Regions from separate parts of the Homo sapiens genome. Here region 2 is linked to region 1. Evidence: read pairs that join two places in POLR2A ChIA-PET (ENCODE). Cell type or tissue: Panc1. All regions are shown on one strand. Each heading gives the region's core, and the rest is flanking DNA. Links, peaks and the distances in the headings are about the cores only.

The links. Peaks named below come from ENCODE experiments on the same cell type or tissue, not always from the same donor. Only the 100,000 strongest peaks of a DNase experiment are listed, where the experiment ranks them.
Region 2: POLR2A ChIA-PET joins it to region 1 with 9 read pairs; 5 of 35 experiments call an interaction of 5 or more read pairs at or near these places.

What each region holds. Positions count from the first base shown.
Region 1 is chr2:234,361,922-234,378,004 of GRCh38, reverse strand. No RefSeq gene overlaps it. Among named protein-coding and RNA genes, the nearest start is that of LINC01891, 85 kb to the left of the region's middle. RefSeq lists enhancers at 9,269-9,768, 9,769-10,270, 14,230-14,960, 14,058-15,257. In Panc1, for the core only: no CTCF peak of the experiment used is centred there; a DNase peak (open chromatin) is centred at 8,904; H3K27ac peaks cover 4,000 bases.
Region 2 is chr2:233,340,205-233,354,050 of GRCh38, reverse strand. SAG (S-antigen visual arrestin) reads right to left here. Exons shown (of 16, transcript NM_000541.5): 13 at 13,573-13,596; 14 at 11,725-11,780; 15 at 7,639-7,648; 16 at 6,996-7,244. The coding sequence ends at 7,139. Among named protein-coding and RNA genes, the nearest start is that of DGKD, 7.4 kb to the left of the region's middle. RefSeq lists enhancers at 48-107, 4,451-4,550. In Panc1, for the core only: no CTCF peak of the experiment used is centred there; no DNase peak of the experiment used is centred there; H3K27ac peaks cover 1,598 bases.

The sequences.
Region 1 (16,083 bases), core at 6,853-10,852:
TCTCTGTTGCCCTTGGGAAAGAAGTTGAAAAAGCTGGTCCCATTAGTCACCCTTGCTGGTGGCCTGGGAGGGCTGCATTCCCAAGCAGCATCCCACCGAGGGTCCCCCTGAAAAGGTCACACCCTGAGCTCAGTAATCATTCTCGGCAATGTGCGTGCTGTCAGGCATGGCTTGGAAGAAAAGCTTAGGAGGGGTTGCGGTTTCTGCCTTTGTGGATTTTGAGCATCAGCATCCACAAAACACACAAATTCAAACACATTAAATAATTGTCCTAAAACTCAGGCATGCCGCATCTGAAAGACACGTTGCTTCCTGACACACCGCCCATTTCCCCATACCCCTGCCATTTCCTTTCCAGAGCAAAAAACCCCACTGGCATCCCAACGCTAAATGGTTCATGCCCCCCTGAGTTCAAGGATCCTTTAAGAGTCCTCTGATAAAAGGGGAAAATGCCCTGATAATCCTAATGGGCTTCTCAGTTGCCAATGGAAATTTGAAAAATGTGAAAAATAACAGAGCAAGAAAGATTGTTCAGACGACTGTGGTTGGCAATAATTTGCCCATGGAGTTTTACAAAGGCATCCAAATTAAATCATTCCTCATGATGCATTTTGCTCAATATAGCTCCTGAATATAAAGAATAGTATGACTTATAAAATTCAGCAATAACACGTATGCACAAATTCAACATTTATATTGTTATTTTCTTCATTCGTGGGTTAATGAAGTTGAGAAACCAGCAAGAATGGGGTTGTCTAAAATGCCTGCTACTTTCGATGGCTTTTGGGGGGATAATCAGCACATTTTTCAATTATCCATTTTTATAATGTAAATGACTAATATTTCAGCCTTCATCAGTCATTGTACACTGGAACAAACTGATCGATCAGATCTGCTAGAAGGTGGGAGATGCTCAGTGCAGGACAAGAAGAGCAGGGAGGGCCAGGCACAGTGGCTCACGTCTGTAATCCCAGCACTTTGGGAGGTGAGGCAAGCAGATTGCCTGAGGTCAGGACTTCGAGACCAGCCTGACCAACATGGTGAAACCCCGTCTCTACTAAAAAATACAAAAAATTAGCCAGGCGTGGTAGTGCACGCCTGTAGTCCCAGTACTGGGGAGGCTGAGGCAGGAGAATCGCTTGAACCCGGGAGAAGCAGGTTGCAGTGAGCTGAGATTGCGCCACTGTACTCCAGCTTGGGTGACAGAATGAGACTCCATCTAAAAAAAGAGAGAGAGAAGCAGAGAGTGAGTCTTCTGGTATTAGATTGGTGCAAAAGTAATTGCAGCTTTTAATGGCAAAACCACAATTACTTTTGCACCAGCCTAATAAATAAGGGTCATCTCTGCCTGCTGGGAACTTTTCATGTAGAAGGATCTCCCAGACACCATCTCTCTCCTTCCCTGTGTCTCTTTCTTTCTTATTTCATTCCCATTTAAAGTTTTTATGATCTTTTGCCTAATATTTATTTTTATTAACTTCCTTTTCATTTTCCTTGTTTGCTCTCAAGGGTGTCTCTGAAGAAGACAGAGGACTTGAGTCTGCCTGTTGTCCTCAGCACAGACACACCCCGTCCTGACTGTGCAAGAGTAGAACGGGCTGTTGGTGTTTTATCACCGGAAATTTACTGATACAATTTTCTGATCTTCAGAAAATTTGGGAAAAATAAAAAATCAAGCTAGATGCAAATGCAGAAGAATAAAGGGAAGAAGGGAGGTGTTAGGCAGAAGTCCAGAGCTTCATCCTACCAATAATTTCAGAAGGAAAGTGCTATGATTTGAATGTTGGTGTCCCTCCAAAATTCATGTTGAGCCTGAACCCCCAATGCAACAGCATTAAGAGGTGAGACCTTTAGGAGGTGATTAGGTCAGGAGGGTTCCGCCTTCAGAAATGGAATTCATGACCTTATAAAAAGGCTTGGGTGCATCTGTTTGGCCCTTCTGCCATGAGAGGACACGTAGAAGGCCCCATCTATGATGCAGAGACCTCCCACCAGACACCCGATCTGCTGGTGCAGTGATCTTGGACTTCTCAGCCTCCAGAAGTATAAGAAATAAATTCCTGCTGTTTATAAATTATCCATTCTCGGGTATGTTGTTGTAACAGCACTAATGGACTAGGACAGAAGGGTGGACCCAGGTTCCTCTTGCTGCCTTCTGCTCAGGCCGAGTCCCCCCCAGCACGGCTGGGCTGCTGCACCTGGGTCTCACCTATCACCAAAGAGAAGCTGGGCAGGGCCTCAGGGAACTTCCAGAAACGTGAGGAGAGCATTCCTTCCTTGTTCACCTCTCCTGGGGACTTCATGATGATGTATATTCTGCTGAAACTGATCACAGATCTGGTATGATTCTATTCATTTTGTTTCACCATGAATCATAGTACTTGAAACACAGAAAGTAACATAGGGTCATCCTGTTCAATCCTTCTCTTTTTGTACCCCCTGCTCCACTCTCCCCACACTAAGGAAGAGAATAAAAAATAAAATGATGGACCCATCTATGTATGGCAGAATTTTAGTTCCTCTTCTATTCTTGCCAGCCTCTCTTCATATTCCTGAGTTCACAGGCACAAGTAACTGAACCAGCACTTGGCAAATTGTGGAGACAATTAGCCATTTGTTACTTGTTTTAATGAGCCAAGTGGATAATTGTTTCTGGCTAGAGCCACTGGGGATACAATCAGTCCTCTGCGTTCCTAATTTCTGGGTTAAATCTATGCTAGCGGAGTGGTCCTATCTGAAAAAAGACTGGAATGTTGCTCTTAGGATTGATAAAATGTTCTATCCTACTGCAAAAATCATCTCGTTACACCAGACCTGAGATTTACAGTTCACTCCTCACTCCCTTTAGGCGATGACAAAGGTGTTTCTTATAAGTTCCTGCAGGATGGTTGAGAGAGAGCAGAGGACAAGGGAACCATTCTCTTCTGCATTTCCAGGGGAGAGGACAAAGCCACAGGCATCTGCATGTGCCTGCAGCCATCTGCATGGCCATCTCTGCCCTTCTCTTGGGAGATCACAGTTTTGCTTATGTACAACCACTCTGAGCTCTCACTAAACTCATCTTTTCTATCTCAGCATTGAGGCACTGCGGGCGGCTCTCATGGGAAGTCCCTGATGAGCTCTATCAGAAAGGCAGCCTGCCTCTCCAGCCTCACCCATCAGGCCTGCTCTGAAAGCAGCTCCTCTCTTGCCAAGGCGAAGGCTTGGATTTACACCAGCTGTTGTGCACTCCGATTAAGACTGTCGTTGAATCAAACCCTTGAAAGCAGCCCTGATGCCCATGGTGTAGATTGAGTTTTCGTTCATGGGTCTCTCTGTGTGGAGTCTGTAGCTAACACAGATTTAGATATGGCAGTGAGCTCAACTGGAAAGAAGTCCTAATCGCAAGCACATTGGTACTTCTGGATAAGTTTTGGCAAAAGTTATACATTTTTTTGAAGGGTTTGAGGAAGAATAAAGATACACGAAGGCCTTTGTTAAGTAGCTGGATTATTCAATTATGCACAAAAATGGAGAAAAGACTTGGTACGAGTAATTTCAAATGACTGAACTATAATAAAAGTTGGCATTGGAGGATGGAGGACCCATTCTTGAGCGTGTGCGTGTGTGTATGTGTGTGCACGTGTGCAGCAAGGCGGGGGTTGCAGGGGTACGGAAACCTGCCTCATTTGCTGGTGCAACTAACCCTGCTCTTGTGACGTCATCTTTCCCCGCCCCTCCTCTGTAACCTGAAAGTTGTAGGAAAAGAATTGTTCACCACATTGTTTGTGTATGATTAGTTATTCAGCTGTACAAACTTTTTTCTAGTGTATTCACCTCCTAGAAATAGTGGAATTAAGAGAAAAAGACAACTAACTTATTGGAGACTCCTACTACCTACCGGGTGCATCACCTCCATGCCTCATTTAAGTCTCAAGGAGACCCTGGATGTAGGTGTTAATATTCTGTTTTTAAAGATGTGAAATCTGAGGATCAGAGAGGTTAAGTTATTTGCGTAAGATCACACAGCTAGTAGTAGTAGATACAAGAATTGAATAGAGGCAGTTAGTTGCCAAATGCACAGCTCCGTCTACTCTAAAACTGTAACCTAGATGTCAGGGGGACGTTGTCAGTCTTCCACCATTCCTGCAAGTTCCCAGGGGGCTCCTCCTCGTGGTCTCTTCTGTCCTAAATGCTTCTGAGTCTGTGTGAGCTGCCTCTGTTCCATCCCTTAGACACAATGATAAAAAAGCCCAGGCACCTCACCAGTTACATAAGGTATCTACTCACACCAAGCGTTTTGTGGGGCTAGGAACTTGACTAACAGAAGGTTTAGGGGTGAGATCACGAGCTGCAGTGACTTCCTCCTCTCTCCCCCTCCCATTCTGTTCCTTCCCCAGCTCACCCAGTGGGCTCCTGCTTTCGGAACTTTTGTAGAAAGTAAAGCAACCACACTCCATGACCTCTCTCCACGCACGCTAGAGCTGGGAGCACGCCATGGATGAAACACACGGTGAGATGCAGCTCAGGCTTCTCTCCGGGGGCTTCCAAGCAGCCCCACAGAGTTGTTCCAAAATGGAGTCACTCATACTTAAATTCCATGTCACCAAACTGAAACGACGTTGTTTATCTGACATTTGAGAAATCAGAAGGGAGATCCAGTTGTAAGCTATGTGGTAAGAAAGTCCCTCTGCTTCAATCCTTGTGAGGAAGGCAGCCTGAGGTGACCTGATGCCACCCCACCTCTGGTTTGTCTTATGCTATTTCCTTGTTCCTGCTCAAGCTGCCTTACAAAAACCAACTCTTCTGCCCACGGGGCAAAGCACCTTTTCTGTTTCATAGCTGGGTACATCATGACTCATGAATCAAAAACAAAATGGCAACAAGTTTAAAGATCGAATTGGCAAAGGCCAACTTTTTTTTTTTTAATTTGTTTTTGACAGAGTAAAAATCACCTTGTCCTTGAAGAAAAGCATCAAATGAGCCATTTTGTCTAAACTGCCAAATCCGATCTCAACTACACCACTATGGCAATAAGGCACTGATCAAATTTTCCTTTCTGGACATGGCCAGTTCTAACCAGAGGGGAAGGTTCATCATTTAGGGGAGAAAAATGATACAGTATTTGGGACACAATTATACTAAAAAAAAATTATTTGTTGTTTACTTGAAATTTAAATTTAACTGGATGCCCTATATTTTATCTGGCAACCCTAAGAAGGAGGCATAAGAAAGGGATTATGGCCGAGTGTGGTGGCTCATGCCTGTAATTCTAGCATTTTGGGAGGCTGAGGCAAGAGGACTGCTTGAGGCCAGGAGTTTGAGGCTACAGTGAGTCATGATTGCACCACTGCACTCCAACCTGGGTGACAGAGTGAGATCCTGTCTCAAAAAAATAAAAAAGGAAGCTTAATTTCATGGAGCTAATTTTCATGCAGGATATGCTTAGAGATTCAGAACTTGATCGTGTTTCCAATGCACAACTGTTTTGGGAGAGAAATAGTTTCTTAAATCCTTTGAGTTCATTTTCCATGAATTAACCAAGTATTGAAAACTTGGGTGAAGAGTGTTGTGTTAATTGGAAACATTGCTATCACAATCTCCAAGTATGGTTTTTAAGTAAGCCTGGGAAATTGCAGTTTGAAAATGCCATTAGCATCAATCAAAATGAAACACGAGCGTGACACCCAGGAAATGCCCTGGGAGGGCAGAGGGGAGAGAAAGAGGGAAAAAAAAAAAAAAAAAGGCAAACTTTTCTGCCTAGAAGCTCTCTGCAGCTTCGGGCATGCCACAGAGGAGGCTTTCTTGCCTCTCCACCTGCAGGAGCCTCACCTGAGAAGACAGAGAGCAGCTGCATCAGCTCCCGATATGAAAAAGTGAAAACAAACAAGCCCTGGGAAAATAGACATCATATAAATGTTTAATGTGGCTGCATTAACTACATAAAGGCATGCTCATGCTTTGTAGACAAAATAGTTAAAGTCTAATGCATGGCAGTGATCAGCAAATTATTAAATTGTGCAAGTGCTGATGCTCCCGTTTCCAATTTCCTAATGTTCCTGATGCCATTACAGGTAAATGGTGCCGGCCCCATGTGCACAGAGGGATCTTCACTTGCTTTCTTTTTTTTTTTTTTTGGTTTCCAAAGCTAATGGTTTTTCCCATTAGCCTTATAAAAGTAATGCATGTTCATGTTTTAAAAACTTCACAAAAGCTAGCTTGAAAAATATAATCCATAATCCCCCCTGCTCCCCAGTACTCACTTCTAATTCCAGATGTATTTCTTTTCTGTCTTTTTTTCTTTTTTAGGCACAGTTTTGCTCTGTCGCCCAGGCTAGAGTGCAGTGGCATGATCTTGGCTCACTGCAATCTCTGCCGCCAGGGTTCAAGCAATTCTCCTGCCTCAGCCTCCCAAGTAGCTGGAATTATAGGCACCCACCACCACGCCTGGCTAATTTTTGTATTTTTAGTAGAGACAGGGTTTCACCTTGTTGGCCAGGCTGATCTTGAACTCCTGACCTCAGGTGATTCACCCACCTCGGCCTCCCAAGGTGCTAGGATTATAGGCGTGAGACACACTGCACCTGGCCCTTTTCTGTCTTTTTAAAAAATGTCATTTTGTATAGAGCATACACTACTGTGTTCTGAGGTTTTTTTTTTTTTTTTTTTTACATTACCAAGAATTCCTTTTTAACATAATTTTAAATAGCAGCAGCATACTGGAAATAAATTAAAGGTATGATTAGCAGAAAAATGTATAACAAATGATCCTAAATATTAGCTAGAAGTGAGCCACAAATGCACCAGCTCTCTGCTAGCTGAAGCCAAGACATCCACACCACTAGTTTACAGGATTCATAATGTTTGTAAAATAAAACACAATATGCACTTCAGGGCCATGTTTTTCAGATATTGACACCCAAGGGGGAATTTTCTCCATGAACCCTTCTTGGGAGGATCCATTTATTCTACAAATAAGCCTGCATATGAGAGATAAGAAGGACACTGATGGGATTCAAGGCACACTACCTCAAAGTACAGCATGTTAGCACATTGAGTATTTTAAGCCAAAGAACTATAGGCCTGGTGAGATGGCTCACGCCTATAATCCCAGCACTTTGGGAGGCAGAGGTGGGAGGGTCCCTTGAGGCCAGGAATTTGAGACCAGACTGGGCAACATAGCAAAACCTCGTCTCAACCAAAAGTTAAAAAAAAAAATGACCCGGGTATAGTGGCATGCACCTGTGGTCCCAGCTGCTTGGGAGGCTGAGGCAGGAGGATCACTTGAGCCCAGGAGTTCGAGGCTGCAGTGAGCCATGATTGCACCACTGCACTCCAGCCTGGGCAACAGAGTGAAACCCTGTCTCTTAAAAAAAAAATATATTGAGGTGTGGCAAGTGCAAGAAGAGCGCTCTGACCTTCCCCTGCACTCTGACCTTCCCCTGCACTCTGACCTTCCCCTGAAGCAGGCCACAAGACCCTCATGTGAGAGGTGCCCCTCTTCTGAAGACACAGGGGCACGGAGAGGAATTGAACACACAGGACTTGCTAAATTTCCCTCAGTTTACTCATCCCCTTTAACCTACCACATCCTTCCATGGCTTTCTCATCTTTTATCAAACAGCATAAAAACACACAGGTTTAACTGTTTCTTCTGGTCTTCATGTCATTTGAGGGCTCTGTGTCATGTAAAACTTATTAAATAAATTTGTTGGCTTTTTTTTTGAGACAGAGTCTCACTGTGACACCTAGCCTGGAATGCAGTGGCACGATCTTGGCTCACTGCAAACTCCACCTCCTGGGTTCAAGCTTTCCAAGTAGCTGAGACTACAGGCACAAGTCACCATGCCCAGCTCATTTTTGTATTTTTAGTAGATACGGGGTTTCACCATGTTGGCCAGGCTGGTCTCAAACTCCTGACCTCAGGTGATCCGCCTGCCTTGGCCTCCCAAAGTGCAGGGATTACAGGCATGAGCCACCACGCCCGGCTGACTTTGCTCTTATTAATCTGCATTTGGTTACAGGGGACCCAGCCAATGAACCTAAGGTGGGTAGAAGGGGAAGATGTGTTTTCTTCTTACAACACGTTCATCCAACTTTCATTCTCATAGCACACCCATTGTCAGCTGCAGGTAGCAGGTCATAAGCTCTTAAAGGGGTGGCCTTTTCTACAGATTCCAGAAGATACAAGAAAATCAGCATCATTTTTCTTAGGTTTTTTGTAAATACGTAGTATCATTCTCTACCCCTACTATTGTGATTCTAGCTTTAATGCCTAAAAAAACCCAAAAAATCAAATAATCACAAGCTCATATTATGTACAAATTTGAAAATATAAATGTGTTCATAATAGTATTGTTTATCATGGCAGAAATATAAAGTAAAAATCACCTAAGTGTTCAGCAGTAAGAGAGTTGGCTAAGTAAATTATGGAACATGCGTACAATCCTTTTGGTATGTGAAAAATTATTCAGCCACAAAAAGCAACTATGATGAAGAAAATCTATTGATGTTAATTTTAAAAAAAGAAAAAGCTGGATACCAAAGTTTACGTAACAGCGATTCTTAGATTTTACATGAAAAGGGATTGGAGCAAAATTAAAAAATAATGATAGCCAAGATGACGAGGGAGTGGGCGCCTTTCTTCCTCTGTTTTCTTAAATTTGGGGTTGTCTAAGTTGCTTTCCTTGTTGCAAGTAATCCTATTTGTTGTTGTTGGTTGGTTGGTTTATTCTCTCTGGTTACTTGTTGGTTGTCAAGTCAATGAATGAAACTTCCAGTTCCCTTAAAAGCACTGCAGCCTTCTCATGCATCCACTTCAAGCAGGCTACAAACCTGACTCAGATGTGAGGAGCTGATTGTGCCAGTTGCAAAGCACTGTTTGTTCCTGAGCAAATGATTTAGGACAGTTATTATTACTCAGAAAGTTTATTTGCACAGACCTCACTGTTGCAGCTCATAAAAACGGGCTCTTGATAATACTACATGGAAAAAGAACAAGCACAAACAGGGCAGAATTGGAAATGAGCTCTGGCCCCTGCTGGCCCAGCAAGGAGGAGGGAGGGTGGGGCCTCCCAGCCACAGGTCCCTTCATGCAGTGACTCAGAGGTGCCCTAACTAACAAAGATCTTTCCTGCCTCTTCTACTGGCTGAAAAGCATGTTGGCACCTTGCAGTGGGGCAACAGAGAATTAGAAGAAGCTGGGAAGGGTGAGGATCTTAGAAGGAGACACTAATTTGAACATAGGTCCTGGAAAGTAGAAAGTTAACCATCTAATTTAATGGATCCAAAAATGGTGCTAAGCTTGAACTGGATTTGAGGTTGTGTTTTTGTACCAGCATGTCATTCTGGTCTTGGAGGTACATCCAGAGGTGATGTTTTTGGGCTGGAAGGCTGATGCTACTAAGTGGTCCTTTGCAAGGTGGAATAGAAATCCAGCTAGAGGTAAGAAACACAGGCCCAGTTCTGGAATCAGAGGTCCAGTCAGACAGGCCAGGATCTGGGTAGGGTGTTGAAAGGCAGTGCCAGGGGTGAGAAACACAGGCCCAGCTCTGAAATCAGAGGTCCAATCAGATGGGCCAGGATCTGGGTGGGGTGTTGAGAGGAAGTGCCAGAGGTAAGAACCACAGTCCCAGCTCTGGAATCAGAGATCCAATCAGACGGGCCAGGATCTGGGTAGGGTGTTGAGAGGAAGTGCGGTGTAATAGGCAGAGGGAAAGCATTGGTGCCTCAATTTCCAGCCCCTCAAGGCTGGTCACAGAATGCATTATTGTTCTCAGCTACTGGCCCCCTCCCCCTGTAAGGTGCCTGTGCAGTACACCATGAGCACAGCCACAGTACCTTTTGTGGGTGGAGTCAATGAACCATCCTGCTGAGAATAGGCTTGGGGCTTGGGAAAGTGACTTGCTTTGGCCACTGAAATGTGAACAGAAGTCATACAGGGAGCCAGTTCCCAGCTGAACTATTAAGGGCTATTGTCAGATTTTGGGGTTTGTTTTGGTTTTGCTTTCTTGCTTTCTCCTTTGACATGAGGACATCACTCCCCGCAAATCAGCTGCCCCAGTGGAATCTGCTTGTGGGAAATACACGGAGCAGAGCCACAGCCAACTTTCTGCCAACCTGTAATGCATGCAAGAAATAAACTTCTGTGGTTATAAGGCAGTGATTTAGGGGGCTGTCCTGTTTCCAGAGACTTACCTTGAAAATGCTGTCCCTGGCCAGGTGCAGTGGCTCATGCCTGTAATCCCAGCCCTTTGGGAGGCTGAGGGGGGAAGATGGCTTGAGTCCAAGAGTTTGAGACCAGCCTGGGCAATATGACAAAACACCATATCTACAAAAAGTACAATAATTAGCCATGCACGGTGGTGTGTGCCTGCAGTCCCAGCTACTCAGAAGGCTGAGGTGGGAGGATCACTTAAGCCTGGGAGGTTTAGGCTGCATTAAGCCATGATCATGCCACTGCACTCCAGCCTGGGCAACAGAGTGAGACCCTGTCTCAAAAATAAAAAATAAAAAAAAAATGCTGTCCCCTCTGATGAAGCACTTCACGGGGCTATTTCATGTGGCTCTTTTGAGAAATGAACAGGGAATGCATTCAGCCCCCCCAAAAAAAATGAATGAGAACTTAAGGGCTGCTCCGTCTCTTGGGTACCACATTTCTGGTGATTAAATGGGAGGGTCAGTGGTGAGAGTTTCAACAACTTCTGTTTTGTTTTTCTCTAAATTGTCATTTCTTTTCCTCCTTGAAAAATATTGATCTAGAAATGAAACTGTTAACACACATGCATTTTTTGATGTTTTGGAGAAACCCAATGTTCCGGAGGGAAAAGGCACTCATTGTGGTTGAAATTACCCTCTTTTTGCTAGCCTGAGCATGACCTCTCTCAAATGAGAAATTGCACAATGCTTCCAGGCCTTCCAAGCTCAGATTTACTTTTCACAAATAGCTGAGCTAGAAAAACCTGCTTCCATCTAGTACAGCTGCTTCTGCAAGGGGACCCTGCAGCTCTGTTTGCTTATGTAGGGAAAATGTTGCCCCACAAAGCTCACACATTTCTCCCCCCACAGTTTTAGGTGTAATTGTCTCCTCTCTCTCTCTAGCTCCTTATATTATGTTAGTTTAAGCCTTCGTTACCTCTTGCCTGGAATCCTGAAATTGTTTTAGGGCTGATCTCTCCCCAGCCCTGTTTCTTCTACACACTCCTGCAAGGTTTGTGTTCCTAAAGCCCAGCCCTACTAATCTTCCTTGGGCAGAAATCTCTATGCACCCTATCATTATTAACATGGCCTCTTTCTCTGGGTCTCAGCTGTTCTCTTCTATACTTCCTGCCTGTTCAGAAACTCTACCGTGTATTTGGAGTCAGGCATTTTCCTGCGTTACAGTCTTTACTAAATCTTTCCTAATCTGTAATCAAAAGTAATTTCTCTCACCTCTGAAAGTAACCTTAGCACTTAAACTTCATTCTAGTAAACTCTAAAATAATTCATAATCATGGTGGAAATGTTGGAAATTAAATTATGGAGAAAGCAGTAAGACAGAAACATAACGACACCTGAGGAGATAATCAATGTCAACATTTAGTTACTTTCCCCCCTCTGTGATAAAGACTAAAAGGCATTGGCAGGAGAGAGAAGTAAAAGTTATCAGGGAGTTGGTGGTGCACATTGGGATAGTGGCACATTAAAAGGCAATAGGAAAATCAAACATTTAAAGTGATTGAAATTGAAAGATGTCCATATTATTTGGTCCAAAATTTCTGCTCCTCAGAATTTATCCTATGGAATTAATAGCCTAAATATCTAAAGGTATTGGTTTGAGAAAGCTCATTACTTTTAATAGCAAAAAAAAAAAAATTGGAAACAACCCACAGTTAGATCGGTTGGGAATTAATTAGCTCAATTATGAAATATCCATTCAGTGAAATACTATGTCATCATTAAAAGAAGGTAAATTGCAGATGAGAATATGTAGCATGATCTAATTTGTTGTGCTGTTTTTTCCAAATGTGCATATTATTTTTATTTATCTGAAGTCAGTTCTAAAGTTCCTTGCTTAGATTATTTTGACAAAATATTTCATATGCATAGAAATGGTTTTAGCATGACATATATTGATTATTAAAGGTGGTTAACTCAGAGGAATAAAATTAGGAGACATTCTTTTTCTGATGCATACATTTCTATATTTTATAATAATAAGTAAAATATGGTTGACTCTTTGTATCTGTAGCTTCTGCATCTGTGGATTTAACCAACAGCAGGTCAAATATTTAAAAAGTAACAATAAATAGTTGCATCCATTCTGAAAATGTACAGAATTTATCTTGTCATTATTTCCTAAACAATACAGCAAACCACTATTTACAAAGCATTACCATTGTATTAGGTGTTATAAGTAATCTAGAGATGATTTAGAGTGTACAGGAGAATGTGTGCAAGTTATTTGCAAATACGACATCATTTAATATCAGGGACTTGAGTATCTGTGGATTTTGGTATCTGGACGGGGAGGAGGAGGGTCCTGAAACAAATCCCCCATGGATACAGGGGCAAATGTACCATAGTCCCGTGCTAAGACAACAATAACAAAAATTTATGACGAATTGTTTTGGTGGATAATTTATATGTTCTCTAAAGGACTTATTTAACAACATAAAGGCCTCTTAGAAAACAAAACTGTATATTTAAAGATGCACATAGAAATGGGGTTAATGTAATAAATTAAAAGCAATGAAATACAAAGTAACACTGTATAAATGCTTGTCTTGTTCAGTTTTAGTAATGTTACAGGAAAGGGGGATCCCGATCCAGACCACAAGGGAGGGTTCTTGGATCTCACGCAAGAAAGAATTTGAGGTGAATCCATACATTGAAAGAAAGTTTATTAGGAAAGTAAAGGAATAAAATAATGACTACTCCACAGGCAGAGTAGCAGCATGAGGGGCTGGTTGGCCATTTTTATGGTTATTTGTTGATTATATGCTAAATAAGGAGTGGATTATTTATGAGTTTTCCGGGAAAGAGGTGGGCAATTCCCGGAACTGAGGATTCCTCCCCTTTTTAGACCTTATAGGGTAACTTCCTGAAGTTGCCATGACGTTTCTAAACTGTCATGGCGCCCGTGGGAGTGTCTCTTAGCATGCTAATGCATTACAATTCGTGTATAATGAGCAATGAGGACGACCAGAGGTCATCTCGGTTTTGGCAGGTTTTGGCCAGCTTCTTTAATGCAACCTGTTTTATCAGCAGGGTATTTAGGACCTGCATCTTGTGCTGACCTCCTATCTCACCCTGTGACTTAGAATGCCTAATCTCCTGTAATGCAGCCCAGCTGGTCTCAGCCTTATTTTACCCAGCCCCTACTCAAGATGGAGTTGCTGATTCCAACGCCTCTGACTGTAATGCTTTAAGTTTTGTTGTTGTTGTTGTTTTGTTGTTTGTTTTTGAGACAGAGTCTCATTTTGTCACCCAGGCTGGAGTGCCGTGGCCCAATCTCAGCTCACTGCAAACTCCGCCTCCCAGGTTCAAGTGATTCTCCTGCCTCAGCCTTGCGAGTAGCTGGGATTACAGGCGCCTGCCATCACACTCGGCTAATTTTTGTATTATTTTAGTAGAGACGGGGGTTTCACCATGTTGGCCAGGTTGGTCTCGAACTCATGACCTCAGGTGATCCACCCACCTTGGCCTCCCAAAGTGCTGGGATTACAGGCATGAGCCCCCATGCTTGGCCACTTTAAGTTTTTACTTCCCTTTACAAGAGGGACTCTGATTGCCTCCAGGTCCAAGGAGGCAGCAGCCTCCAGTGGGAAAAAAATCAATGGCTCTCAGCATGCTTTCCTCCCTGGGGCCTGTTCCCTGATGGCCGTAGAGGTGCCCGTCATCTGCAAACTTAGTGTGCTATTCTACTACTCTTTGGACACAGTCCTTGGAGACACAGGTTCTATTTGCCTGAAGCAGTCAGGGTCTCTTCTAGTCTAGATGTTTATCACAGTTCGACAAGAATTTGCATCAAAATATAACAAAGGTAAATAAACAGGGATTGCTCCTGGGTTCACCCCAAGTGACCAAGTGAGAGGAACGTGGACCTTCTCAAAAGCCAGGTCTTATCGCGAATGTCAGAGCACTCTCAGTGTGGTCGTGATCTGCAGTTGCTCAAGCATCAACTTTTCAATAATAGAGACTTCAAAGAACAGAACAGTTGTCAGCCCGTGGAATCCAGCCTTCCTCATCCAAGATGCCCTGCTAATACCTCTTCTGCTTTGCCCTGGGTTGCTGGTTCCTGCTCAGCCAGGATGGACTTCTCAGCTGTATCTTCTCGGGGCTTGGGACTTGAGGAATTATGGGGAGCTGTATCTTTCTTCCGAAAGGAAAAATCACCCTCAGGTGTTTTTTGTTGTTGTTGTTGTTTTAAGCAGAGTTTAAAAATAGTTCTTTGTGTTGCAGAAAACCTCTGTCACTTATGTTGTTTGTCCACAAAACAATTTCACACCGAGGATCTCATAGTTTAAGCCTGTCCAAGTTTCCTGAAGTGCTTCCTGATAAGTCATTTTTCACATGCAACTCTGTGAGAGCTCAAATTCATTCTTTTCAATGGTGATCTTTTCTGAGTTGCTGCCCCACCTCTGGGGTTGAACATTCACTGCAGAGAGCTTTTCAGACGCTGGATTGTGGAGCTCATTAGTGCTGCTTCTAATGTTTGCTAAAAACCTCAGCAAAAGGGAAGACGGGCAGTAAATATTTCTAAAGCTTTTCTGGCTACAAAATTAATGGCAATTTCTCAAGGGACCTGCTGAGATTCCCTTTCAAGTGTCTTAGTGACTCAGCATTCACAAATGTTAAGCAGGGCTCAGACCCAGCCCTTTGAAGTCTCCCATCCCACAGGTTGGAATGGCAGTGTGATTTAGGATGGTCAGCAGGGGGGAGAGCAGTAAATGGACCTTGTCACCAAACAAATAAACGAAACCAGCCGGGCCAGATCAGGGCAGCTTGGTGCCTTTTACACCTGGTGGATCCAAAGGAAGGGAGTCCCAGGGCAGAATGGATGGATGCAGAATGGCCGTGATGTGCTGGGATGAGAAGACAATTCTTTACAGAAGGATCAAAGCCATCATTTTTGTTTAAAGCTTCTCTCAAGGAAAACAATTTTTTTTTTTTTGAGTTTAGGAAGAGAGTAGGAAAAGAAACTCTGGCTACGTCAATATTCAGTCCTTTCTTTCTTTTTTCTTTTTTTGAGAAAGAGTCTTGCTCTGTCGCCCAGGCTGGAGTGCAATGGTGTGATTTCAGCTCACTGCAACCTCCGCCTCCAGGGTTCAAGCGATTCTCCTGCCTCAGCCTCCCAAGTAGCTGGGATTACAGGCACCTGCCACCACACCCGGCTAATTTTTGTATTTTTAGTAGAGAGGGGGTTTCACTATGCTGGCCAGGCTGGTCTCGAACAACTGACCTAAGGTGATCCACCCACTTTGGCCTCCCAAAGTGCTGGGATTACAGGCGTGAGCCACCGTGCCCAGCCTATATTCAGTTATTTCTACTTGCATTTCCTCACATAAGCACAGACAATGGGTCTGGTGATGAAAAGAGTCCAACTTTGTAGAATATTTGAAGAGATTCATTCTGAGTCAAATATGAGCGACAATGGCCCATGACACAGCCCTCAGGAGACCCTGAGGATATGTGCCCCAGGTGTTCGGGGAGCAGCTTGGTTTTATACATTTTAGAGAGACGTGACCTGTCAATCAAATACATTTAAGATATATTAATACATTGGTTTGGTCCAGAAAGCCAGGACAACTCCAAGGGGTTGGGGGAGAGAGAGCTTCCAGGTCATAGGTAGATTATTTATTTATTTATTTATTTATATATTTTTATTTTTATTTTTATTTTTTGAGACCAAGTCTTGCTCTTGTCCCCCAGGCTGGAGTGTTATGGTGTAATCTCGGCTCACTGCAACCTCCGCCTCCCAGATTCAAGCGATTCTCCTGCCTCAGCCTCCTGATTAGCTGGGACTACAGGCACATACCACTACGCCCGGCTAATTTTTTTGTATTTTTTTAGTAGAGACGGGGTTTCACCATGTTGGGCAGGCTGGTCTCGAACCCCTGACCA
Region 2 (13,846 bases), core at 6,903-10,902, 1.0 Mb after region 1:
GGCTTCCTGGAGAAAACGGTTCTTAAGGAGAGATGGAAAATGTGAGCAGGAGTTGTGACTAGAGAGGGAACCATGTTCTAGGCAGAGACCAGATTTGTGCAAAGGCCTGGAGGCAAGAAAGAACGAGTGTTGGGCGAAGACGGGGGAAGAAAGGGAAGCTGGTGCTTAGAGCAAGGAAAATGGCATTAAGATATGAGCCTCGGGGCGGGCAGGTCGAAGCGGGCTTTGGAAACCAGATAAGGGGATGGAAGGCAGCAGGAAGCCCTTGAGGGATTTAACCCTGGGCGGGGCTGGGTCACCACGCTGGGGCCTGTGATCCGGGCTTTGAAGTTATCAGGGCAGGTGGACGCCCTGGATTACCGAGGGGCTGAGAGATAGAGACGTGGACTGAGATCCAGGTGGGGAGTGACCAGCGACTGGAGGGAGACAGAGGTGACCAGAACGAGTCCCATGTTTCCCAGGGGGGCTGCTGGATGGTGGGCGGGTGGGGTCCAGCGCTGCTCTGGGCAGAAGAGGAGGAAGCGAAGCTGGAGATGAGATCAGCTAAGTTTTTGGTGCCATCCAGGTGGAGCAGGGCTTGGTGCCACCCAGAGGAAATGCTGTCCATCTGTCTGCCCTGCTCTGAGGGGCAAATCAGTAAGGGACTGCCCAGGTGTGCCCTCTCCCTGTCAAAGGGCTGCCGCTAGAGACCTCGCCTGCCAATAGGCATTCGCTGGCCGCGCCGCCCTGGGCAGTGACCTGGGGCTGCAGAGTGGCATCTGGCATGGGGACACGGCCAGGGGCATGGGCTCACGGCCAGGACAGAGGAGGACAAGGCCTAAGGCAGGAACAGTCCGGGACAGGCCGAAGGCCCCATGGTGCCCCAGGGTACTATAGCCACTAGCCACATGTGGCTACTTAAATTTCAATTAGTTAGAATTCAGCATTCCGTTCCTCAGCCACAGGAGCCACATTTCAGGGACTCAGTAGCCGCATGTGGCTTAGCAGCTGCCACGCTGGATAGCACAAATATAAAACACTTCCCCCGTCCCCCCAGAAAGTTCTGCAGCACAGTCGCATGCTGAACTGTGTCCTCCCGTAATTCATATGTTGAAGTCCTAACCCCCAGTACCTCAGCATGTGACTGCATTTGGAGTTAAGGTTTTTAAAAAGGTAATGAAGTTAAAATGAGGTCACAGGGGTGATCCCTAATCCGGTATGACTGGCGTCCTCATAAAAAGAGGAGATGAGGACACAGACACACACAGAGGGCAGCCCATGTGAAGACACAGGGAGAAGATGGCATCTACAAGCCAAGGAGAAAGGCCTCCGATGGAACTCCCCCTGCCGACACCGTGATCTCGCACTTCCAGCCACCAGAACCGAGAGCGTCAATTCCTGTGGTGGAAGCCGCCCGGCCTATGGTGCAGTGCTCTGGCAGCCCTAGGGAACTCATGCAGGCACAAAGGGCTCCAGCCTCCCCACAGGGTTGGGACTTTTCTATCAATTAACTACATGTGGAGTGATACACAGAGGCAAAACCCTGGAGGAGTGTGCAAGGCGGAGGAGGGGCGGGGACGCACAGGGGAAGAAACAGTTCATTCCTTCATTCCGCGGGGGAGCCGGGTGACCTGAGCAGGGTTTGGGATTGGAATGGAGAGGTCAGATATGAAGGGAGTTTCCCAGGAAAACGCAAAAACGGGGAGACTACCCCTACCAGGTGAGCAGAGCGGGTGACGAGGGATTTTGGTGAAGCCGGTAGCAAGGCGGGTGCGGGAGGCAGGGAGGTGAGCAGCGGCGCCAGGATGCAGAGTAGCCTCCCGGCCCTGCTCTGAGGCAAGGACTTCAGTCCCGTGGGCACTGGAGCTGGCAAGGGGGTTTGGGAAAGCAGAGGAACTCATGTGTCTGGGCAGAGAATGATCCATAGGAGAGAAGACTAGAAATAGGGAGGCCATTAAAATGCTGTTGCCGGCCGGGCGCGGTGGCTCACGCCTGTAATCCCAGCACTTTGGGAGGCTGAGGCAGGCGGATCACGAGGTCAGGAGATCGAGACCATCCTGGCTAACACGGTGAAACCACGTCTCTACTAAAAATACAAAAAATTAGCCTGGCGTGGTGGCGGGCGCTTGTAGTTCCAGCTACTCGGGAGGCTGAGGCAGGAGAATCACTTGAACCCCGGAGACAGAGGTTGCAGTGAGCCGAGATTGTGTCACTGCACTCCAGCCTGGGCAACAGAGCGAGACTCCGTCTCAAAAATAATAATAATAATAATAATAATAATAAATGCTGTTGCCTACACCTGTTAGGAGCTCAGGGGACATCCAGGCCCCAGAACTCATCATTTTAGAGTCAAGGAGGCAAGGGCATGAACGTGACGGTTAAGAAGCAGAAACCGTGGCTGGAGAGGAGGAAATCTGCAATTACCAGAAAGTACTGAGATTGTCACAGACAAGAGGAGCCAAGGAGACATGATGACTAAACGTCACGTGGGTTCCTAGATGGGATCCCAGAACAGAAAAAGGACATTAGGTAAAAGCTGAGGACATCAGAATTAAGTATGGGGCTTTAGTTTAATAATAATGCATCAATATTGATTCCCGGGTAGGAGGAGGGTGAGGATTGAAGAACTACCTATCGGGGATTATTGTGCTGATTACTTGGGTGACAAAAGTATCTATCTGTACACCAAACCGCCATGACATGCAATTTACCCATGTAAAAAACCTGCACATGTACCCCCTGGACCTAAAATAAAAGTTGGAAAGAAATAAGTATATTTTACTGGAAACAACATTTGAGTCACTCAGTGTGGCAAATGTACCCTACTCATGTAAGGGTTAATAATAGGGGGTTTTGGGTGTGGGGGACCTCAGTATAACATCTTTGCAACTTTTCTGTAGATCTAAAACTACTCAAAATAAAAAGTGTATTTTAAAAAAAGAGGATTAGGCTTGGTAAGAATTATATTCTTAAAGCAAAGAAAACTGGCATAAATGTTCTTTGATGATGAAGCAGCTTTTTTGTTCTCCTGGTGAGCGCACAGCGCTGTTCCCCTGGAGATCTCAGGAAGGGCTGAGACATCAACTCCCCCAAAGCGGTGGCCTGGAAGAGCACATTCCCTCCGGTGCCTCTTTATTGAATGAGTCACACTATGAATCATCTCTAACGACAGCCTGCTCCCTGAGTCTACCCCACCTTGAGGGCATATCAAGATGGCAGTAATAACACACTTCACGTCCAACCTAATTCTTCTTTGTGACACGTCAGTGAAGAGGCGCAACTCCTGTCAGAAAGAACCACTTCACATTGGAGAATATAAAAGGGAAACTTGAAAACATGGGAATCATCCAATTTTTACCCTGAACTAGGGTCATGATTGTCATTTGGAGCAGCACATTTCTCCACTGCATGTGACATAGAGCTTCTGGTCCCCAAGCATGTGAAAACCAAAAACCACCATACACATTTCCAAATGTCCCCAACTCCCACCCCGCACCTGCCCTACTCCTCAAAGATCAGTAAATGCGACTCAGTCCTGTGAAATGAAACTGGAAGGAAGAAAGGTTTTTTAAATGTTAAAGGAGTAGGAAAACAGACACCCTAAAAAGGAATTAACCACACATGTGACAAAATTGCAGAGAACTGAATACACACACTAGTACAAATCCAGTTGTGGAGATCTCAGTCAGATGAGCAGACTGGACCCACGTCGATACCCCGCTGGGATATTGTACTGTAGCTTTACATGATGTTGCCACTGGAGGAAGTTGGGTAAAGCGTTCCTGGGGTCTCTCCGTATTACCCCTTACAACTGCATGTGAATGTGCAAGTCTCTCAATGAAAATTTCTTTTTTTTTTTCTTTTTGAGATGGAGTCTCGCTCTGTTGCCCAGGCTGGAATGCAATGGCACAGTCTGGGCTCACTACAACCTCCACCTCTTGGGTTCCAGCGATTCTCCTGCCTCAGCCTCCTGAGTAGCTGCGATTACAGGCACCTGTCACTATGCCCAGCTAATTTTTTGTATTTTTAGTAGAAACGGGGTTTCTCCATGTTGGCCAGGCTGGTCTTGAACTCCTGACCTCATGATCCGCCCGCCTCGGCCTCCCAAAGTCCTGGGATTACAGGCATGAGCCACCTCGCCCAGCCTGAAAATTTCAATGGAAAAAAAAAATAGCAAGGGCCAAGGGCAGTTGTTGTTGAATCCTAAATGCTAATCTCCCTCCCCCCACTCCACCAAACTCTCCTACTTCCATTCAGCACCATACAGTGGGCAAAGGTCTAGTTATAGACTCAGGGACACCAGCATTCAAGCCTTGACTCTCACTAGCTGTGTGACCTATGTGTAAGGTACATAACCTTTCTGAACCGCAATTTCCTCATCTAAGAAATATGAATGATGCTACTGATTTATAAGTACTACTGAAATGGTTACATGTCAGATGTGAAGTACTTGGCACAAGGTAGGCACTCCATCAATAGCAGGGATCCATCCCCCTTCTCCAGCCCTTCATTGCTGGTTGCAGAACTTTCTCCATGCAGCACCTTCAACTGCTCTGTACCCCGTTTCTTGCACTGCATCTGTCCCAAAAACTCTGGGCCACACATTCAACCTGCACGTAGACTTCCTGCCTCCTGATACCAAGGGACACTACATGCCAGTAGACAGCCCCACACATGTGCAGGCTGAGCTGAGCCAAGCTTCCACTTTCTGCTCAGGGCAGCTGGCTGCTCGCTTCCTCCCCCAACTCCCTCCCCAGCGTGGCCAGCTGCAGGCCATAAACAAGCCAGCACCTGGAGGGCGTATCGAGACATTTTGGCACCAAAATAACTAGGAGGGTAAGGGCTGTGCTGACCTCTGCTCTCCAGGGATTGGTCTTCCAGCCCTTCCCTCCAGCTCTCTCACCCACGTAGTTCCAAAGGTCGGGCTTATTAACGTCCACCCTGACTTAGGATGTCCTGGGGTCAAGCAATGCAGGAACCAACGGGCTGGTCCTCTCACCAGGCACCACAGGGCAGAATCCCAGGCCCTGGGCTAGCCCAAGAGCTCTAGCAGGAGCTAAACACAGCAGCCTGTGTGCTGTGGCAGAGGACAGGGGAAGGGCTCAGTGCAATGGGGAACAGCTTTGGGAATCCTCAGAGGAGTGTGCCACCCTGGCCATCCCTTGTCTGCGTGCCCTGAGGGGAGCATGGGTTGAAATGGTCGTGCACCATTACCTTAGCATAGAGAGAAAAAGAACGAGGGACTGTGTCTGATCCTGCTAACTCGCAGCCTGAAGGACCAATCTTCCACCTGTAGTCTAGTGTATTATAAATCCTCCTCCCAATGCCAGGATGCGTGAGCCAGCACACGGGTCCACACCTCGCTTTGTCTGGGATCCCATCCAAGCTTCCCAAGTGGAGCCTCCTCATCTAAATCCCAATCTCCAGGACCCGAACAGCTGGAATCCTTCTGAACAACCCCAGATGCTGGGAACCTTCATGTGTATGGAACCCATACCCTGGCCAGCCCTCTGTCGCCATGTTCCATCCCAGAAGCCTGATCCACGTGTACTCCCCATCTAGAACCCCTCCCACTCACCCTCTGCCTTCTGTGAGTGGGTTGAACTGTGGAGGAATCTCCAACCCCCCTTTACCCTGCTCCCTTAAAGCATGGACCAGAGATGGACCAGAGCCTATGCATCTCCATCCTCTCCTTGGCCGCCATGAGCCTGTTCAGTATCTGTGCCATCAGCAGCAGGCCCGGTGGGTACCTCAGGGCAGGAAGGGACCCCACAAAGGAAAGGCCCTGGTATCACCTCTATTATCCCTCCTCCACCTGCAGTTCACCTTCCTCCCTGACACTCAGAGTGCTCTCCCCTATGCCTCTCACGCCCAGTCTCAGTGAAGCACGCTCTAAGTAAGCCCATGTGACTCACAATCAACCCCCTTTTCTGGGACTCTCCATCTCCAGGGCTGGGCTCTGCCATCGCTGACCACGGGGTGTTGATCCTCCCAGCCAAAGCTGAGCCAGTTGGATTCTCCTTCCCAATAACTGCCCACTGGGACCAAGAGACGCAGAGCTGGGAACGTATGGTGCTGAGCTGCATGAAGAGCCGCCCTGGAGAGTGGGTCCCTGACCCCTGAAGCTTCTCTGATTCCTGCTTACCCCAGGTGTGGCAGCTCAGGTTTGTCCTTCAGTTCTCTGATCACACCGGGGTCCTCCCACTACATTCCTTCTCCCCACCTTAATTTAACCAAATCTGATTTTGCTTCTTGCATTGAATAGAACTTTACCAACAACCCAAAGCTCAAACAGACACCTGGACCCAAAAGTTGAATCATTAACCAAGAGTATTTTTGTCCACAGATGTTCTCTGCCCTATTTAACTTAGGAGGCTCTTTAGGGGCCTGGAAGTTGGGACTGGTCAGGTAATTAGAAACATACACTGGTGGCCAGGCGCAGTGGCTCACGCCTGTAATCCCAGCACTTTGGGAGGCTAAGGTGGGTGGATCACCTGAGGTCAGCAGTTTGAGACCAGCCTGGCTAACATGGTGAAACCCTGTCTCTAATAAAAATACAAAAAATTAGGCGGGCATGGTGGCACACGCCTGTAATCCCAGCTACTCAGGAGGCCGAGGCAGGAGAATGGCGTGAACCCGGGAGGCGGAGCTTGCAGTGAGCTGAGATCACGCCACAGCACTCCAGCCTGGGCAACAAGAGCGAAACGAAGGAAGGAAGGGAGGGAGGGAGGAATAAAGGAAGGAAGGAAGGAAGGACAGACGGACAGACGGGAAGGCACTGTTTCCAGAGAAACAGCTCAGACTGGGACTCCTAGGAAAGCCCCTGGACACACCGAGGGCCCCACCTGGTGAGCACATTGATTTCCAGACGCCTTCTCTCCCTCATGGGAGTGGTGAGCCCTTCCGTGGGAGGCTGGCCTCCCTCTCCCCAACCCTCCCACTCCAGGGACCCTAATGGTGGCAGCTTGTGTCATGTCATCAACTCAGCCTCCCCAACAAATCAACCAACTCATGACCCAGGGGAGAACAAACAAGCTTTATTTCTCGGAAGAAGACTCATCCTTTCATACGCAGCATAACTCCAAAGGACTAAACTGTGGGGCTTTGCTCGTTGCACTGGTAACTACAGGTCATTTTCCGGCATCCTGAGCCGACATCTTCACTCATCAACGTCATTCTTGTCTCTCTTCCCCTCCTCAGCTTCTCCTGCATCTTTCAGATTATGGCGAGCAAACTCCTCAAAAACTAAATTTGCATCCTGATAACTAAAATAAAACAAACAACATTTTGATCATTGCACGCCCTTTGAAGCTGAAACTGAAACAAGATCCTTGATCTTTTTGCAACGAAGGAACTGATCAAGGTTTTCCCCATGATAGAACATGGGGGCACGCCATTTTCCTCAAGGCTTCGTTTAAAATTCCTTTAACTAGCACCAATGGGAGAAAACAAAGGCACGCGCAGAGTGAGCAAGCACACCCAGTGTAATGGTGCGTGCGTGCCGTAAGCACTAGGGAGCAGACGGGAAGTAGCGGATGTGCCTCCTGAGCCGGCAGGAGAGCTTGGGATATGTGCAAAGACTCAAAGAGGGTTTTGTGCTGGAGGAGAAGGTCCCAGAGCATAGGACAAATCAGGGCCACATTCAAGAGGCTCACTCACCTTTCCTTAGCTGTAAGCATGGAATAAAAGGGAGGCAGGGAAGAGGGAGAGAGAGACATTTGTTAGTCTAAATTCTATATCATAGCTGTACCTAGAAAATGTCTACCTTTTAGGTGACTTTACAATTTGAGAGATAAGGCCTAGATACATGCAGTTCATGATCACTGCGTGTAATTCCTGCCTCCCTGCCTTTCCCACTGGAACAGCTTTTCTCCTTGCATTTTATTTATTTTATATTTTATTTTATTATTTTATTTTATTTGAGACTGTCTCTCTCTGTCACCCAGGCTGGAATGCAGTGCCACAATCTCTGCTCACTGCAACCTTTGCCTCCTGGTTTCAAGAGTTTCTCGTGTCTCAGGCTCCCAAGTAGCTGGGATTACAGGCATGCGCCATTATGCCTGGCTAATTTTTGTATCTGTAGTAGAGAAGGGGTTTCAACTATGTTGGCCAGGCTGGTCTCAAACTCCTGACCTCAAGTGATCTGCCAGCCTCAGCCTCCCAAGTGCTGGGATTACAGGCGTGAGCCACTGCGCCCGGCCTCTCCTTGCATTTTAAATCACTGCTTCCTTTACAATGTGCCACAGCCTTCACCTCCTCACATGAAACCCCCCCAGTCTCAACTCTAGGATGCTTTCCCTGATCAGCCTTGCCCCCTCTGATGTCGCTTCTCCTTTCTTATTTATTTATTTGAGATGGCATCTTGCTCTGTTGCCCAGGCTGGAGTGAAGTGGCACAATCTCGGCTCACTGCAACCTCCGTCTCCCAGGTTCAAGTGATTCTCCTGGCTTAACCTCCCAAGTAGCTGGGATTACAGGCACCCACCACCATGCCTGGCTAATTTTTGTATTTTTAGTAGAGACGGGGTGTCACCGTGTTGGCCAGGCTGGTCTCGAACTCCTGACCTCAAGTGTTCCGCCCGCCTTGGCCTCCCTGCCCAGCCAGTTGCTTCGCCTTTCAAAGTATTTCTCCTTCCATGTCCTCGGGACCCCATTGAGGTCAGGGTCGCCAGGGTGCCGTGAGCATGTGCACCCTGGCACCTCCATCTGTCAGGCTTCAGAGGCCTGAGACCTGGGACTTGACGTTCACCAGCACCCCAGGGTTAGAGTGTGCATTAAAGCTTGAGGACCAACCCCCAGCCGCAAAGTTTTCAATTTCTGTTAACATATTGATTTTGTTGTTGTTGAGTTATGTTTTCACATGTGTTGTATCCCCAGACTAACTGCTATTAATTTGAATGGTTTTTGTACTTTTTTAGCTTTCTGCCCACCTAGTTTTGGGGAGCACAGCGGCGATTTGATGGTGAGCCCCTACTCTCGCCTCTGGTGCCCACCTGGAAGCCAGCACTGGGAGGGAGTGTCTATGAGGGTCGCTACGTACAGGGGCCCTAGAGAGGCTAGCTTGTCAAAACATCCCCTGAGCAAGAAATACCCTGCGGCCCACAGTGCTCAGCGAAGAAATTACACTAAGCGGGACCATCAGCCTTGCAGAGGTAGACAACAAGGAAGAATCAAATCAGCATCTTCGGATTCAGTAAAGATGCCCTTGACAGGGGACAATAAAAACTTGGTAGCATGTCACAGCACTTATTACACACAAATTACTTGGTCCCCAGGCTCCAGCAGGGCTTAACTACATATAGCTTATGCTTTCTCTGCTTAGAATCCTACCAGCCTAGACTCAGGGAGCCGAGAACTAGGCAGAGAAGACAGGAGAGATGACATTTATCTCTAGAAATCTCATCTATCTCATATCTATCTCATATCTCTAGAAATCAGAATTTTGTAACCATGGGGTGATTTGTCTTAACCTTTGCTCCCAGAAATCTCACAGTACAAAAGATCATTGTTTCATCCTGACATTGTGATATGTTCACTGTTAAGGCCATAATGACTGGAACGTGAAAGTTGTATATGGAAAAGAATTTAAAAAAATTAAGTCAGGCCGGGCACGGTGGCTCACGCCTGTAATCCCAGCACTTTGGAGGGCTGAGGCGGGCAGATCACCTGAGGCCAGGAGTTTGAGACCAGCCTGGCCAACATGGTGAAAACCCATCTCTACTAAAAATACAAAAATTAGCCAGGCGTGCTGGCGCGTGCCAGTAATCCCAGCTACTTGGGAGGTTGAGACAGGAGAATCACTTGAACTCGGGAGGCGGAGGTTGCAGTGAACCGAGATCATGCCACTGCACTCCAGCCTGGGTGACAGAATAAGACTATGTCTCAAAAAAAAAAAATTAAGGCATAAAGTCTACTCAAAGTTCCAGAAAACAACCCAACATAAACTATGACATCTCCTCAAGTGACTATCTTTTTAATGTCCTTGAAAGGAACCAGAAAGCATCTTAATCCCACACCATGAAAAAGTAACATTTTAATGACACAAGCATAAATGAACTGAAAACATATAGCTGGACTACATTTTTCTCCAAGGGACAGTTTTGGAAAAGTTCATTGAGGATCTGAATCCAAAGTATTTGGAAGAGCTATTTTGAAACAAAGTACTGTTGAGACAAAACCTAAAATGAATAGTGGGGGCTCATTCTAATGTTTAAACGGCATTTCACTACCAATATAGAAAAGCTATTTGTAAAGTATGAGAAAAATAAACCCTGCTTGTTTATACCACTTTTACTTAAAATATCCCTTATTCCTATACCTACGGAGAGTTCTCATTTAGACAGATCTGTTTTTCTTTCCCGTCAACTAAGCTGCCTCGATGCAGAGAATGTTTCTTCAGAATTTCTGAGATTTCACCTATATTATTTTTGCTGCTTCATTTACCTTTTTAGAAAGAGAATGATTGAGATCAAATTCATATATCATACAATTTACCTTTTCACAGTCGACAGTCTAGTGGTTTTTATATGTTTTCAGAGTCATACAACTATTGCATCATTTCGCATCCATACAAGAGCCAGTAGATTTATAATTCAAATGAGCTGAGGTGTCAGGAACCCAGCCTGACCCTCTTTTCTAGTATTTTCTGTATTCTTACCATAACTGCCACTGTCAAAAATAGTTATCTTCAGGCCGGGCGCCGTGACTCACGCCTGTAATCCCAGCACTTTGGGACGCTGAGGCGGGTGGATCACCTGAGGTCAGGAGTTCAAAACTAGCCTGGCCGACATGGCGAAACCCCGTCTCTACTACAAATACAAAAATTAGCCAGGTGGGGTGGCAGGCGCCTGTAATCCCAGCTATTCAGGAGGCTGAGGCACGAGAATCACTTGAACCCGGGAGGCAGAGGTTGCAGTGAGCCGAGGTTGTGCCACTGCACTCCAGCTGGGTGACAGAGACTCCATCTCAGAAAAAAAAAAAAAAAAAAAAAACCCCAAAAAAAAACAGTTATCTTCAGCCAGGTGCAGTGGCTCATGCCTGTAACCCCAGCACTTTGGGAGGATGAGGCAGAAAGATCACTTGAGCTCAGGAGTTCAAGACTAGCCTGAGCAACATGGCAAGACCTCATCTCTACTAAAAATCAAAAACATTAGCTAAGGGTGGTGGTATGCCTGTAGTTCCAGCTACTTCAGAAGCTGAGGTAGGAGGGTGGGTTGAGCCCAGGAGGTTGAGGCTGTAGTAAGCTTGATCACACCACTGCACTCCAGACTGGGTGACAGAGTGAGACTCCGTCTCAAAAAAAAAAAAAAATTATCTTCTTTTAAATGTCTGTTAATGCTTTCAAATGAAACATGAGGCCTTTTGTTTCCAAATGAAATGCAAAATCCTCGTGCTCTAAAATTAAGTTTTTACCTAAATCATCTTTAATTCTAAATCCAGGTCTGTTGACAGCAGAGCTTCTGCTCTTAAATCATTCATGATAAAACCTCACGAGATTGTCCCTGTCCAAGAGCAAGGATGCTACATCTTGCAGACTCCAGCTGAAGGTGGATAATCTACCCGGCTCAGCGCTGAACAGATGGGCCCTCCCTTCCCCCCAGACTATTCACCTTGTAGATCACATGGAATCTCTTACACCTGGCCACTCCCATGCTCTGAGATGCGGTCAAGAAAGACTAGAAATACATCAACAATAAATCTGCAAGTAGCAAATAATTAAAGAAAGCTAAAAAAGGACATAACTGACCTGGGTCCTCAGGCTGAGGGTGCATGAGGCGGAATGGGACCTCAGTGGCGACTTCACTAGAAAAAAAGAATGAAGATTGGTGTGAACACCCATACACACAATTGTAAGTAACACAGCAAAGACCTATGGCTGCGGAGAGTCACAAAAGATCCCCAGGCCCAAGCTGAAAGACAATGCAGTGGGAACTTTTTTTTTTTTTTTTTGAGATGGAGTCTCGCTCTGTCGCCCAGGCTGGAGTGCAGTGGCGCAATCTCGGCTCACTGCAACCTCCACCTCCTGGGTTCATGCAATTCTCCTATCTCAGCCTCCCGAGTAGCTGGGACTACAAATGCATGCCACCATGGCCTGGCTAATTTTTGTATTTTTAAAAAGTAGAGATGGGGTTTCACCATGTTGCCCAGGCTGGTCTTGAACTCCTGATCTCAAGTGATCCACCTGCCTCAGCCTCTCAAAGTGCTAGGATTATAGGCATGAGCCACCCTGCCCAGCTTCATCATTTTAAAGTGCACAATTCGGTGGCATTAAATACATTTACGCTGTTATGCAACCATCACCACTATCTAGTTCTAGAACATCTTTATTACCCAAAAAGAAAATCTCATCCCCCTTAACCAGTCACTCTCATTTTCCCTCCCTATAGTCCCTGGCATAACCACTAATCTGTTCTCTATCTCTATAGATTTGCCTGTTCTGGATATTGTGTGTAAATGGATTCATACAATATGTGGCCTTTTGTTATTGGTTTCTTTCACTTAGCGTAGTGTTATTAGTATAAGGTTTATCCATGTTGTAGCATGTACTAGTACTCCATTCCTTTTTATGGCTCAGTAATATTCCATTGCATGGATATACCACATTTTGTTTATCCCATTCATCTGTTGGTGGACATTTGGGTTGTTTCTACCTTTTGGTATTGCAAATAGTGACAGCTGCCTTTTAAATTATGCACGAAGCAGCAGCAAGTTAAGAAACATTTGAGACAGGCATTGAGGTTATGTACTGCATCATCTCAGCTCTTAGTCGGGCATAGTGGCGTGCACCTGTAATCCCAGCTACTCAGGATGCTGAGGCAGGAGAATTGCTTGAACCAAGGAGGCAGAGGTTGCACTGAGCCAAGATCATGCCACTGCACTCGAGCCTGGGCAACAGAGCAAGACTCTGTCTCAAAATAAAATAAAATAAAATAAAACAAAACGGTTAAAATGGTAAAATTTGCCAGGTGTGGTGGCTCATATCTATAATCCCAGCACTTTGGGAGGCCAAGGCAGGATCATCACTGGAGGTCAGGAGTTCGAGACCAGCCTGGCCAACATGGGGAAACCCCGTCTCTACTAAAAATACAAAAATTAGCCAGGTGTTGTGGCACACGCTTGTAATCTCAGCTACTCAGGAGGCTGAGGCGGGAGGATTGCCTGAACCCAGGAAGTGGAGGTCACGGTGAGCCGAGATCACGTCACTGCACTCCAGGCTGGGCCACAGAGTGAGACTACATCTCAAAAAATAAAATAAATAATATAATGGTAAAATTTATGTTATGTGTATTTTACCGCACACAAACACACACACACACACACAAGCTGGCTGCATGGAGTGTGCCAGTTTTCTGGGTGTGTATGTGTGTGTCCTTACCCAGGCATAGGTCTAGCTGTGGTCCCAAAGAAATCTGGTCCCAAAGAAACGCCTATGAGCCACGGTTCTGTGATGCATCCGAAGGCAAAGCATCATTCCTAACACCTCTGAGCACAACTGTCCAGAAAGCAGCTTTCATCAGAAACCGTTTTGGAGCCCCAAGTTTGCTGCCTTTGATATCTTGAGAAACAATCAAACAAGGAAGGTGAACAGGCTTACCTGGAGGTGAGCTCTCCCAGAAAGCTAGAAAACACAAACAAACGCCTGTCGTTAACTGTCACAGTGGTAACACGACCCTTTCCCATGATTCAGAGGCAGGACACAGCCCAGCTCTCATGGCCCTTGCACCCGAACTCACAACATCCAGGGTCTTCCCATCCCTTAATGTTCAACTTCATTACCTGTGACTTCATCTCTTTCTCAAGATGATTAGTTTAAAAAGGCCGGGCATGGGGGATCATGCCTGTAATCCCAGCACTTTGGGAGGCCGAGG